2 separate regions of the Homo sapiens genome follow, and region 1 is linked to region 2. A link is an interaction called in ENCODE POLR2A ChIA-PET data of the cell type or tissue named here. Cell type or tissue: Caco-2. All regions are shown on one strand. Links, peaks and the distances in the headings refer to the core of each region. The heading gives the core; the rest is flanking DNA.

The links. ChIA-PET counts read pairs that join two places held together with the same protein. Peaks named below come from ENCODE experiments on the same cell type or tissue, not always from the same donor. Only the 100,000 strongest peaks of a DNase experiment are listed, where the experiment ranks them.
Region 1: POLR2A ChIA-PET joins it to region 2 with 6 read pairs; 7 of 35 experiments call an interaction of 5 or more read pairs at or near these places.

Annotation. Positions count from the first base shown.
Region 1 is chr15:75,846,086-75,853,046 of GRCh38, reverse strand. All of the region lies in intron 1 of UBE2Q2 (ubiquitin conjugating enzyme E2 Q2), which reads right to left. Among named protein-coding and RNA genes, the nearest start is that of UBE2Q2, 6.1 kb to the right of the region's middle. In Caco-2, for the core only: no CTCF peak of the experiment used is centred there; no DNase peak of the experiment used is centred there.
Region 2 is chr15:75,719,757-75,726,717 of GRCh38, reverse strand. It overlaps CIMAP1C (ciliary microtubule associated protein 1C), which reads right to left and starts at 2,677. Exons shown (of 4, transcript NM_175881.5): 1 at 2,401-2,677; 2 at 1,500-1,610; 3 at 547-660. The coding sequence starts at 2,518. RefSeq lists an enhancer at 2,438-2,607. In Caco-2, for the core only: no CTCF peak of the experiment used is centred there; a DNase peak (open chromatin) is centred at 2,727.

The sequences.
Region 1 (6,961 bases), core at 1,899-5,898, 130 kb before region 2:
CGTATATTAGCTTCAGAACAACTAGGTTCAAGTCATGGAAAACAATTTCACAGAAACGATTTTAGGAAACACTGCTTTGAGAACTATAATCTGATTTATAGCTGAAGCCACAGAAACTGAATATTTTTAAAGCATTTTACCAAATGTTCTTTTAAGAATAAGTTGTATTGATGGAGGACATCATTAATAGTATACCTGGTCAATAATGGGTTATTTACTATTTTCATTCCTCTAACTCTTACTGTGCCCCAAATCTCTTTACAGGCTAAATGAGAAACTCTCCAGAATTAATCCTGTTCTTAACACCACTTATTGAGTACTGCATTTTCTTCTTCAAATTCTTCAGCACACATTGGGAATACACCATCTGGACCATTTTTACTGTTTTAGTTTTTAGGTTTCTTTTCCCTTAGGCTAAAGAAACTGCAACTACACTTAGGATCTCATTATTAGGTTAGTATTTGTCTAGTAAACTTCAGCATAAGCCAAGAAACATACATGTCTTCACTCTGGACTGAAACCCCTCAAAACCATATTAAGAAAATTACAAAAACAATTAACTGAAATCATGTTTTTAATCTTGTAGATGAAAAGATATGATACACTGTAGATCTAAGTACCTATTTCAATGGTTCCCAAAGTGGGGACCTCAGACCCCCAGGTCCAAACTATTTTTACAAGAATACTAACATGTTGACATATGCTGTAAGGGTGCAGATACAATGGTGGGTAAAAACGCTGGCACTTTAGCACAAATAAAGGCGGTAACACCAAACTACTAGTAGTCATGGTATTCTTCACTATGCACAGGAAAGGCTTAAAAAGGAAGGGCAACAAAAGGTCAGTTTCATTTAAGAATGTCTACGATAAGGCTGGGAATGGTGGCTCATGCCTGTAATCCCAGCACTTTGGGAGGCCGAGGCAGGAGGATCACTTGAGCCCAGGAGTTCAAGACCAGCCTGGCCAACAGGGTGAAACCCCATCTCTACAAAAAAAAATAAAAAAATTAGCTAAGCATGGTGGTTGCACGCCTGTAGTCCCAGCTACTAGGGAGGCTGAGGCAGAAGGATTGATTGAGCCCAGAAGGTCGAGTCTCCACTGAGCTGTGATCACGCTACTGCACTCCAGCCTGGGTGACAGAACAAGGCCCTGTCTCAAAAATAAAAAGAATGTCTATGATGAAGCAGTGAAAATTTTACTACATCTGAATCCTTGAATATGTCTTTTTAATATTTCAAGTGATGAAACGGGAAGTATACATGAGCATTCCTACAGACTGCCTGAGAAAAAACCCTTGTGTGACTAAGTCATGAAGTGAATTAACCACTTAAATGGAATACCATTTTTACTTGAAAGGATAACTGACGATGTTATTTCAACTTGGGTTTTTGGCAGTCATTTTCCTCAAAAAATGAGATTCTGTCATTTCAAGGAAAACAACAGACAGGCCATAATAAATTTCAATAATAAAACTGCTAATAATAAAATGCAAGTTTTTGAACAAAAAATTAGAATTTTTGAAAACTTGTATCCACCACCGTTTTCCAAGAATATCCTGATAACATTGATGGCAATATTGATGAATGTATTTTGATACTGTAAAATCAAATGTATCAACATTTAGAAGATCTCGGTGAACCACTATTTTCTAAATGACCAATGCATGATGTTATAATATCATACAAGGGTAAAAGATCCAAAGTTCAAGAAAGACCAAGTTTTGATAGAGCATCAAAAAAGAAGCCTAGGCAACATGGCAAAACCCTGTCTCTACAAAAAAATACAAAAAATTAGCCAGTAAGATGGCCTACACCTGAGTCCCAGGAGACTGAGGGTGCAGTGAGCTGTGATCACACCACTGCACTCCAGCCTGGGCAACACAGTGAACCCCCATCTCAAAAAAAAAAAAAAGAAGAATATCCAGGATTATCTAAAATGGCCATTAAAATATTCACAATTTTTCCAACCAGGTATCTGTATAAGGTTGGATTTTGTTTACATTATTTCAAGCAAATAGCATACAACAAATTAAATGCAAAAGCAAATGACAGAGCAAACATCAATGAAATTTGCAAAAAATTTAAGACTGTGCTACTATTCTATTTTTTGGCTTAGAAAATTTTGTTTCGTAAAAGCACATTTATAATAATATGTGATGAGTTTTTAAAGAGTTAATGTTTTAAATATTTCTGATTTAACTTGTAGTGATAAATACCAATAGACGTAACTTACATAAACCAAAGCCCTTAAGTGCTGAATATATTTTCAAGAGTGTAAAGGAGTCCTGACCCCAAAACTTTGAGAACTGCTGCCTTCCCCTCCACTTTCCTTCCTTCCTTAGAATTCTTTCCTTGGAAGAAACATCCCTTTGCCATTCTATATTAACTTACATAGTTCCATTGAGACCAGTTTTGCTACCTCCCTCCCATCTTTCCTCCTCCCTCTCTTGACACAAAACCTGACCAAAGGACTCTACCAGCCCACCCCATTTCCAGTGATTAGCTGTCAGGTGGGCTAAGCCAAGAAAATCTGGGTTTTCCCTGAAGCTAGACCTCTAGTTCTGGGAGATCTGGAATCACAGGGACAAGGATGGCCACCTTGGGGTGGTCAGAATTCATCTTGCCTACACGTAAGGAGTAAGTTATAACACGGATCTACAATATTGTTGAGTGAAAAAGCAGATTACAAAAAAATCTGATTTTTTAAGGGAGAGGGAACACACATAAGCATCGGAGAAAAGAGATGAGCAGATAACTGGAAAGATACAAAATTCTGATAGTGGTATATTCTGAGTGGTAGAATCATATCTCCTAGTTTTGACTAAATTTCTTTTAATGTCTTACAATAAGAAGGTTTTGTTTTCCATATTATAAAATATCCACCACGCCAGGAAACTTAACCTTCAGCACAAACTCTACATCATGTTCAAGGTTTGTTCAGTTTAACATTTAAGAGAGAATCTACTTTGAAAGACATCTAAAATAATGACCAATATTTAAACCTATGTATTAATATTTTCAATCTTTCACATGCTTTAAGTTTTGTAATTTTGATAAGGTTAACTAAGCTTTATATCTATCTTGAAAAGATAAGTTTGCCTACTATTTCTCTTTAAAATAAATATGACCTATGGTATATCAGTTTTTAAACAGTGAATGGTGCTCAAAAATCCCAATACAAATTCAGGCAGTTTTCCCGTACATAGAATGTTTAAGTGCTTCTAGCACCACTCTTTTTCACCACAGTTATGAAAACACAGAACAATTATCTAAGCATCTAATTACTCAGGTCCTTTGTTCCTCATCCATTCTATTAGTTTTATAGTAATTCTAAGGCCTGTGAGAATGAAGTTGTCTGTGAAGCTACCATAAACATTACTGTAAGTGGACAAATTTCAAACAAGTTCATCACCACTACCATCCCCACCATAAAACTGTCTTAATGGAGGGAAACACAACTCAAGATTAACCAAACCAACCTCTTTACCTGTCACTGCTCAAGAAAAAGATTTTTTTGTCTTATTTAGAAGTAACTTTCTGTATCTATTTTTCTCCATAAATCCACTGAGACCATTGTGTGGCTCTATCTCAAGCACCAGCAACCAAAACTGGTTGACCAGAATGGTCAGTTTTTGTATCTTTCCAAATGTAGGACACAGCTATCTTCAGGGATTTCATCATTTTTTTAAAACTGATGCACAAACTTCTGGAAGGTTCAGAGATAACAGCAGTTGTAATTCTTCTGAAGGCCAGTTATGGGACACATTACTTTCATAGTTTGCTGTTCAATAAATGTGGGGTGGAGAACGAAGTAAATTGACAGAATTAGCATATAGTACCTTAATAAAATTCTAACTGCTCTGACAACAAAAGATACTTAAAATGCATACACATGGTTCCCTGCTAATCATTTTACAAATAAACAACCAAGTAGCTAACCTAGAGCCCACAAAAGCAGAGTAAAAATTCTAACACTTGTTGAAATAAAAATGTTCATATACCCATGATAAAAAGAAAATGCTTAAGTATTCAAACACAAGCAGCAAATTACAGCTACTGAGAACATCATTGTAAGCAAACTGAGGCACAGAAAAAGGTGCTGATGAGGATCTGAACCACCTAAGCTGCAGAAACCCACTGGGTGGTTTCCTAGGTTCCAAGTTGGGATTATCTTTCAGAATCTTCTAGAAGAGATCACATAACACTGTTACAAAGGATCTGGAAAAAGGGACCCCTGCTTTATCACTCTGGCTCTCCAGTCATGCTTGACATTTGGCAGTGACTATCTCCATTCAACTCAATTCCCCACCCCTCAACTAGCTGACATTTATCAAATACTACCCTTTTCCAGGTCTAAATATGTTTAACCAAATTAAAAAAAAAAAATCAAGATACTAAGGGATATACTATTCACAAAAGGGAAACCTAAGTCTTCTCTTCATATATCTGTTCCTTTCAAGGACAGGTATAAAAATGGGGATGAGGGAGCATAAATAACCACCAGGAATTTGACCCTATATTATAAATTGGTCAGATAAACGAAAACAATGATTCTTCTGGAATGAAAGTACCACTTAGGTGCTTAACATGACAGTTCTGATATTTCCAAATGCTCTTCCATGAATTCAATTTGGAAAGGTAATCTGTCCCAGGAGGGCAAACCAAAGAGAAAAGTCTTAGGCTCCTTAGTCCAGGTTTATTTCCTTTGTACAACTTTGACTGGACTACTTTTTAATCATAGTAAAGACTAGAAAAATGCAAGATGAAGTTAACAGCATTGCTTTATTTCCCACAAAAACCTGTTATAAAGCATTTTCAAAATAAAGTGTTATTCAGCCACAAATGACACCATCGCTTTTATATTTGTAGAACATAATATCATTGCCAAAGAGCTTTCCTCTATATGCTCTCTTGCAGTGCAAAAAAATATTATCTATAGTACACAGAAACACAGTAAAAGAAGTGACTTACTTAAGCTCCTAACTACTAAATAAAAGCTAAACTTCTCACTTCCTCCTAGATTCACAGCTCCAACATTTTTAAAATTTAGTATCTTGCTGTTGGGGGTAGGCACTTTTTGGCAATAATGAATAGAAATTTAATTAACCAATCAAAAACAAAGTCCCACTAAAAGCAGCCTAGCAAACAGCCACTTATACGCAGAAAGGGTAATCATTTATGCTCTACAAGTAATATAAAAAATGAAGTTTCATTTGTTTACTAGCTAATTTACTTCCTGGGGGAGATTTTTCATTCTAAAACAGTGATTTCCTACCAAGAATGCCCAGATGCCAAAAAGTCCATAAAAGGAGTAATGGAGTTGCCAAGTTATGTTAAATACTTCAAAACGACTAAAGCCATATACTAGCTCCCAATAAGGCTGCTTAAAACAAGCTGCTTTGCATTTCGGTGTGATTGTAACAACTAATTAGACGGCAATCAGGTTAGTTTACTGAAGATGGAAAAACTATACTTAAGTTTGTATAACAGGCAATCTTTCATATCATGGCTTCACAGAAAAGAATAAAAAGGACTCGAGGTTGAAAAAGAGCACTCTTTTCCCTTCATTATTTAAGATCAGGACAAATTTATAAAACAGGAAAAGAATTAGCTCAATTCCCTTGGCCTACAGAGTAAAACATCTACTCTGTTTTGGTCTTTTTCACTTCTTACACTCTCATATGAAGTCAATTTACAGACTTCCATCAAGCCCTTAGAGACCTTTTTGTACTATCCATGACAAGTTATTGATGTTATCTCTGCACTTTTGACAAATTCTTAGCAGTTAACTTACAAGGCAGTTAAGATTTTTGTTCAAATACAATACAGCTAGAATAGCGCTATATACTCAAATATTTATGAAGCATTTATTGAGTGGAAGATAAAAAGCACAAAGCATAATTATAAAATATTCTCCCCTGCCACCATAAAAAGAAAAATTTAAAGGCTTACAGAATACAGCATAAGAAAACATGACCAAAGCAAAAATAGTAAGGACTAAAGAAGGGAGGAAGGGGAAATAACAGCATGAACTAAATATGACCCAGAAGAGCCTTGACGGATGGTCAGGCATATAAAGACAAATGGGGTAAGGTTAAGGGGTGGAGGTCAGGGGCACATTCTACAGGGAGAAATACAGCTGATACAGAAACCTGAAAGGAAAAGCCAGCAGAGCACCTGTACAGGACTCTTCAGGAACTAGCATGCACGTGTGTAAAAAACAACTTAGTTTCTCAAACATTAGAGAAACTGCATAAGGATGTTTCTTGGTAAGTATAAAGAAAACAAGTCCTAGCATGTAGAATTCAAATATTTGAACTGTCTAAAGAGGAAAAGTTAAAGAATAAGTCAAACTCATTACCTTTTCCAGAGTTACAACTTTAGAGAATAACAAATCATCGATCAAACCAAATCATTTGAAATCCAACCCCATTTTTCCCTTGATCTTTCCCTTCTAAGCAAATGGTATCGACATGAACAAGCCATGTCATTTTATCAAAACAGTCATCCATGTTTAAAAGAGTCTTTACGGCCAGGAACGGTGGCTCACTCCTGTAATCCCAGCACTTTGGGAGCTTGAGGTGGAGTTCAAGACCAGCCTGGCCAACATGGTGAAACCCCGTCTCTACTAAAAACACAAAAATTAGCCGGGTGTGGCGGCGGAAACCTGTAATCCCAGCTACTCGGGAGGCGGTGGCAGCAGAATTGCTTGAACCTGGGAGGCGGAGGTTGCAGTGGGCCCAGGTCACACCACTGCACTCCAGCTGGGACGACACAGCGAGACTCCGTCTCAAAAAATAATAATAAAAAATAAAAGAGTCTTTTACCTTCAAAAGATACAAGCAGAAATATTTACAGATGAAGTGATCTGTCTGGAATCTGCTTCAAAATAATCTAAAGTGGAGTACAGATGAAGATTAGCCAAAAGTTTATCATTGTTGAGGCTGGCTACATTACACTGT
Region 2 (6,961 bases), core at 1,191-5,190:
CTCCAACCCAGGAGGTGGAGGTTGCAGTGAGCCGAGATCACGCCACTGCACTCCAGCCTGGGCAACAGAGCGAGACTCGATCTAAATAAATAAATAATAAATAAATAAGATGGTCACTTAGGCCATCCTGACATCAGGATGGCAACACAGTGGTCATCATGTAAAAAACCATAATGTCATCATAACATTCCCCTTGGATTACCCCCAGTTGCTACAGTGTCAGCATCCAGACATTGTCCCTCTGACAGCGACACAGAAACATTCTGAGATCACTACAGTCTGTGAGCTCGTTCGCATGACAATATTGCATCCACAACAGGAGCTCCATGTCATCATAACGTCACCTGGTGACATGCTGCATGTCATAACATTGACTTCAAGACATGGTGATGTCAGCATTGCAATGTCGGTGTCTTGCAGGGAGATACCGGCATCCAGACATTTCCAAGGAGGAAGTCTTGACCCTTTGCCCCTGCCCAGGTCCTAAGGGTGCACCCCACCCCCCAACCTCCCAACCCCCAACATCTGTCCATAACCCCATCTTACGCAGGTTGGAGATGCGCTCCTCCATGGGGACCTGCGGGCAGCTGGACATTCCAAACCGAGTTATTTTGGGATCCAAGAGATAGCAAGGCCCAGGGCTGCTGTGGCACACCATCCCTGCAGGGCAACCAAGGAGAGGGCCTGGTCAGCCCCAAAGGCTGCCCCACTGAGCACCTGGCCTGCCTCCAGGCAAGATCTCCCTCCCACTTCAGATTCTGTGGCTCCTGGGTGTTTGGGGACCCTTGATTTCCTCATCTGTAAAATGGGACTTTTAACACATGACCTGGTATTTTCAAGAACTTGCTCAGAGGAACAGTAAAATAACAGCTGCCCAGCAGCTTGGGCAGCCACCCACCCAATCAGGGGTTGGGGCCAACGGGGAGTAATAGCCCTGTGGCTGCTGTGGGCATTCAGCAAAGGCCCAGCCAGGCCAGGGGCTTACCTTGCTGAGGTGGGTATTCTCCCCAGGGAAAGGCCTGACAGGCACCCCAGATCTCAGACCCCCGGGTGCACGCCACCACACCCTGCCCAGCAGCATAGGTCATCTGTGGCCTCTGCTTCTGCCCTTCCAGTGGGTTCTAGGCCACCTGAGGAGCTCTGGGGGCCACCACTTCCCCACTGGCCTCCTAGCTGTTCCTGCCTGGCCACAATGGCAAGTGACCCTAGCAGAGCATGGCGACCGGAGCTGAAGGGCCCCAGCCAAAGGCCAGAAAAAGGAGACTCTGCTGTGCCAGCTGGACAGGGCCAGGATCCCCTATAGGCTCCCTTGGGAGAGGCGGCTAGGGGATGCCCATGGAGTTGCCCCACCCTCAATCCCCGCTGGCTTCCTCTGGACCCAGGGGGCCCCTTGAGTGTCTCAGATTCCCAGTGGCTACAGAGAATGGCTCCATGTCTCTCCCCTCAACCTCCAACAACAGCTCCAACCCCAGCCGGATGACTGGGGTGGCAACGCTCACGCTTCTCTGAGTGCCGGCTATGCAGGGTATAAGCTGGTGCCTTGAACATGGAGATGTCATGATCTATGTAGCCCGTGCAGGATGGCCGGAGGTACTTGGCGGGCCCCGGACCTGTAAGGATGGACAGGACAGCCCTCAGCCTGGGCCCACCAGGTCAGAGGCAGGGGAAGCCCCAGTACAGCGCACCATGGGAACATTGGGGGTATTTGTTCTTGCTGCTATCGCACTGCCACGAGCCCAGCATCCATCCAGCTGCTTCGTTTGGGGGAAGGCAGTATTTCCAGATAAAATGCAGTTTCCCTTGGACAGACAATGCATAATAAGAAGCTAATAGTTACAGTTAATTGAGAACTTATTCTGCTCCAGGTTCTCCACTAGGCATCCGACGTGGATTATTTCCGTTAAGCCTCTGAACAATGCTGTAAGGTAAATGCTCTTGTTTTTCCCATTTTACAGAATATTGAGGCTTAGAAATATCTACCCACATATCACAAACTAGTAGTGTGAAGATTCTAAGACCATCATCCAGTAGAACCCAAACCTTCAATCCCTGCACTAAACTACTCCCACTTAGAGCACTAGTCAGTCATTACCAACATAGTAAGAATTAGCGTCTGCTGTCCCTTGAGAGTAAAATTGAAGGGAAGTGAGGAAAGCTAAAGCTAGGACAAAGGCTCCTAGTCTTTTTCCAAAGCGGGCCTCACTGCAAGTCCCATGCTCCCCTCCTCCCCCACCCACTTGGACAATCCCAGCAGCCAACACTGCCTGTGAGGGTCAGCTTGGAGGCTCAGGTCTTCTGTAAGGCTTCAAGGAAGTTGGAAGGGGCTTTGCAGGAGGCAGGCTGGAAGGAGTCCTGGAGAGAGGGGAGGGGGCCCAAGCCCAGGGTGGGGATGGCTCTCACCTTTGATCTTGGCCATGATGACAGGGGTCTGCTTGACCTCCTGCCTTGAGGGCAATGGCTCCTTTTCTGGGTGCTGTGCAAAGTACACAGAGCTCCTGGTCCCCTTGGGCAGTTTCATGGCTGGGGCTGGGCAGGGAGCAGCAGCAGCTACAGCAGGGTCTAAACAGCAGTCAAGGGGCTAGAGTATCCCTGCCTGAGACCCCCCCATCCCCCACCCCAGACACGGAGGAAGCTGGGAAGGAAGACAGTTCTCCAGCTTGAGCAGCTAAGGCTGTCTGGGGCACAGTCAGCACAGGCCCCAGCAGGCTGGAGCTGGAGATGACGTCACGGCAGAGCTTGGACTGTGAAACTCGTAGTGTTTATTTCCCCTGGTTGCCATGGCGCCTGAACTGCGGCGTGGAAATTCTATGCTGGGAGCTTAGTTATGGAACCCTGACTATCCCACTGTCCCCCATCACCAACCAGGCCAAGTGGCCTGGGGGTCCCCAGGACCCTGGGTCAGGGAAGGGAAATGGAGAGATGGTGTTACGTATCAGCTAGCGCTTCACTCCCAGTGGGTGCCCTAAGGTTGGGGAAAGGAATGGAAAGGGTTGGTGGGTCACGGGTGAAGGGTTTGTGCAGCACACACAGCCCCCTGGGGGCTCTCTACCCCCTGCCTCTCCCACCTACCTCCCAGGCTCTGGACATGCCCTCTCTTCTGTCAAGTCTATTTTTCCCCTGGCAAAATATCAAGTCAATTATCACTAAGGTGTGACTGTCTGATAGCTCCTCCCCAGAATCCTATCCCAGGGTGTGGTATCTTTAGAGATCCATGTCTAGCTCAATGGATACAAAAAGGAGTGGGAAGCAAATAAAGGAGGACAGAGGGGTGGTGCTGAGCCTTCAAGGGGCTGCTTCCTGTGCCTGTGACCAAGAGCACTCCCTTGGCAGGGGAGCAGTTGGAGTTGGAGGGCGGTATGAGAGGACACATAGAAGGGGAGGGAAGGCAGCCAGCCCCATCTGACGGATGGATGAGCCCCAGGCCTGAAAACATGCTGGGAACCTCTTCATTCCTAAGAACCCAGGAGGCTTTTGGGGGCCTGGGGCCTGTCACCTCCACTGTTCGTAACAGACTAGGGATTTGACCTGAACCGGGTCAGCGGTGTCCATCTCAGGAACCAGATGACTGCTGGCTTTAGACAGGGGTGTCTGTCACCACCCCAGTACACAGTTAAGAAAACTGAGGCCCGGAAAGGAACAAGGACTTGCCCAAAGTCTCCTACTACATCAAAATAGCAGAGATGGAACCAGGACACAAAACCCAGGGCTCTCCTTGGATCATAGTCTCTGATTGAATAGAAACCAAGCCATGCTCTGAACGCATTCCAGTCAGCAGGCACAGCGAGGGCTCAGAGCAGCAGGTAGGACAGGCATGCAGGGTGTCCAGAAGCCCCTGAGGGACCACAGGCCTCAGAACAGAGGACAGGGGCCCAGTCCCCCCAGCAGCAGACCCTGTGTGCCCCCATATGCCCATGGGGCAAGTAAACCTCTGATTTCTGGGTAAGGGAGGGCTGAGCCAGGCTGGGGGGTGACCCAGCCTCACTGGCCTCAGGCCAGGGCCAATGCTATGTCCTCAGCCCCATCCGCGTCAGCTTTTCCTGTAGGAAGCTGCGAGCCCTGATGGTATCCCAGTGCTGAGAGGGGCCGGATCTGGGGCTGGGACCCCCACCTTCCTGGTGAGCGGGCAGTCTCCAAGTATTTCAGGCCCGGGGAGCCTCCTGCCTTCCTCCCTCACTGCTTCTGCCCCATCATCCTGGTGCACAGCTCTTCAGGAAACTAGGCCACCCCGCACCCCAGCAGGTCACAAGCCACTCCAATTTGTTCCAAATGCTTCCTTTCCTCCAGCTCTGATGGAGACCCAGCTCACCCCTGGAGGTGGCCCTCGGCCCTGTCCAAAGCTGGCTGCTCCGACATTCACATCCCTCATGCCTCAGAGTCCACAGTGCCGTGGGTCTCTGGCTGCCTTGGTCCCCAGACTGTGCCCTCCCCATCAAATGCCCCATTCCTCTGGGGCACTGGCATCCAGGTGTGTCCCCCTTCAGCTCCTCAGGGCTGCCCTGGGTCCCTACTCATAAACCTAGCAGCCGTGGCTCGAGGCCACCTCCACCCCACCCCAACTCCTGCCATGACCCTGATAGCTCAGGCCTCCCCAGGGACCACCACCAATGCCCTGGCCTCCCCGTTCCCAGACCTCCTCATGTGCAAACACCTCCACTCCACTCCCTCACAGGCCGGTCCCCCACTGCAATCCTGGGCTTCTCACCACCTCCCACAGCACTGACAGCCAGTCTCTCTGGGAGGCCATCCCCTGCCCCCCATCTCTGAGACCCCAGTGCTGACCCTGCACTCCCTGCACTTCTGCGTCATCCTTCAGGCCCCTCCAGCTTTCACCACCCTCCTCATCCAGCCCCTTTCCTGGAACATCCCAGCACTGCGTCCCCCAGGTCTGCGTTGTCCATCTGCATCAGGCAGCTAAAGCTGTCAGGACAGTCTCATGGCCAGAACCTTGGACCTGCCCTCCTCGCCACCTGCCACCCACCCCCACCTCTGGGCAGCCTGCCCTCCCCCTCTCCCCCACCCCCAGGGATCATCCCCTGCATGGCTCACTCTCCTCTGTTCGCCTGGCCATCCTTCCGGCCCCCCCATCCACCTGCCCCATCAGGCTGGGCTCTGACGAGTACCCCCCATCACAGCCTCAGAACCGCCATGTCTTTTGTCATCGGCTCCCACGTCCCGCCTGGGACACTGTGGATTGCACCCCTCTCCTTGGACTTGCGCCTCTCATCTGGCTCCCTCCTGTCACACTCTAGATATCCTAAGTCCCCTCTATCTATTCAAACTGTCCCCCAAGCCCACATGCTTCTCCGTCACTGCCTGTCCCTCTCTGCCCAGCCCACAGACCACCTTCCCCACAGAGGTGTTTTCCAGTCATCTCCATTCTCACCTCCCTCTCACACTTGACTCAGCCTGAGTTGGCTCCAGGCCCACTGCTCCACCCGAAAGAGGCTTAACTCGACGCCCGCCACCTGCAGGTGGCAGCTGCTTCCAAGGGACACTCTTCATCCTCTAATGCAATAAATGCCAGCCCTGCCTCACTCATGCTGCCCCTCCTGCTGGCTCCAGGACGCCCTCCTTCTTTCCTTCTGTCTCTCGGCTGCCCCTGCACTGGCTTTCTTCCTGGCTTCCTTCCTTCCTCAACCTGACCTTTCAATGTTGGCGTATGCTTATTCATTGCAAAGGGGAAACAGTAACTTTATAGAAGAGAGGCCTGGCAGGCATCACCTCAACCAAGTGATACGAGTCAACATCCCAATGATTGCACAATAGATGTGTGCCTCTTGGTTTTGTTTGTTTGGTTTTTTTGTGGGGGATTTTTGGGGGAGACAGAGTCTTTTGCTCTGTCACCCAGGCTAGAGTGCAGTGGCGTGATCTCAGCTCACTATGACCTCTGCCTCCTGGGTTCAAGCAATTCTCCTGCCTCAGCCTCCTGAATAACTGGGATTAGGGGAGCCTGCTACCATGCCCAGCTAATTTTTGTATTTTTAGGAGAGGCAGGGTTTCACCATGTTGGCCAGGCTGGTCTCGAACTCCTGACCTCAAGTAATCTGCCCTCCTTGGCCTCCCAAAGCGCTGGGATTGCAGGTGTAAGCCACCACGCCCAGCCAGTTATGTGTCTTTTGATAGGCTGCGTGAGAAGGGCACGGCATCACTTCCTAGGCATTCCTGCCACAATACAGAACCTGAATTTAATCATGAGGAAAACAGACAAACTCAAACCAAAATTCACCTAAAAGAACTGGCCTGTACTTGTCAAAAATGGCAACATCATGGAAGACAATGAAACGCTGAAGAACCATGCAAGATGAATAGACACTCAGAAGAAAGCCGAGGTTTTCTTTTGTTATAAAGGATATTTTTGGGAAAATTGGCAAAGCTGGGGAGAAAAAAGTCTATGGCTTAGTTCAAAGTATTGTACCAATGTTAATTTCCTGGTTTTGATCATTGCACTCCAGTTATGAAAGAGAAGGTCCTGTTCTAGGAAATACTGCTTGAGCCCAGGAGATCGAGACCAGCCTGGACAACACAGTGGGACCCTGTCACTACCAAAAAAGAAAAAAAAAAATAGCCAGGCACGGTGGTGTGTGCCTGTAATCCCATCTACTCAAGCAGGAAGCTCCCTTGAGTCCAGAAGTTTGATGGTGTGGTGAGCTCTGATGGCACCACTGCAGTCCAGCCTGGGCAGCAGAGCGAGACCCTGTCTCATTTTAAAAAAAAAATTAAAAAAGAGGAAAAACTCACTGAAATATTTAGGAATAAAGGAGCATTATGTCTGCAACTTACTTTCAAATGGTTCAGAAAAATAGAGAGAGAGATGGCCGGGTGTGGTGGCTCATGCTTGTAATCCCAGCACTTTGGGAGGCCGAGGCGGGCAAATTACGAGGTCAGGAGATAGAGACCACCCTGGCTAACACAGTAAAACCCCATCTCTGCTAAAAATACAAAAAATTGGCCAGGTGCGGTG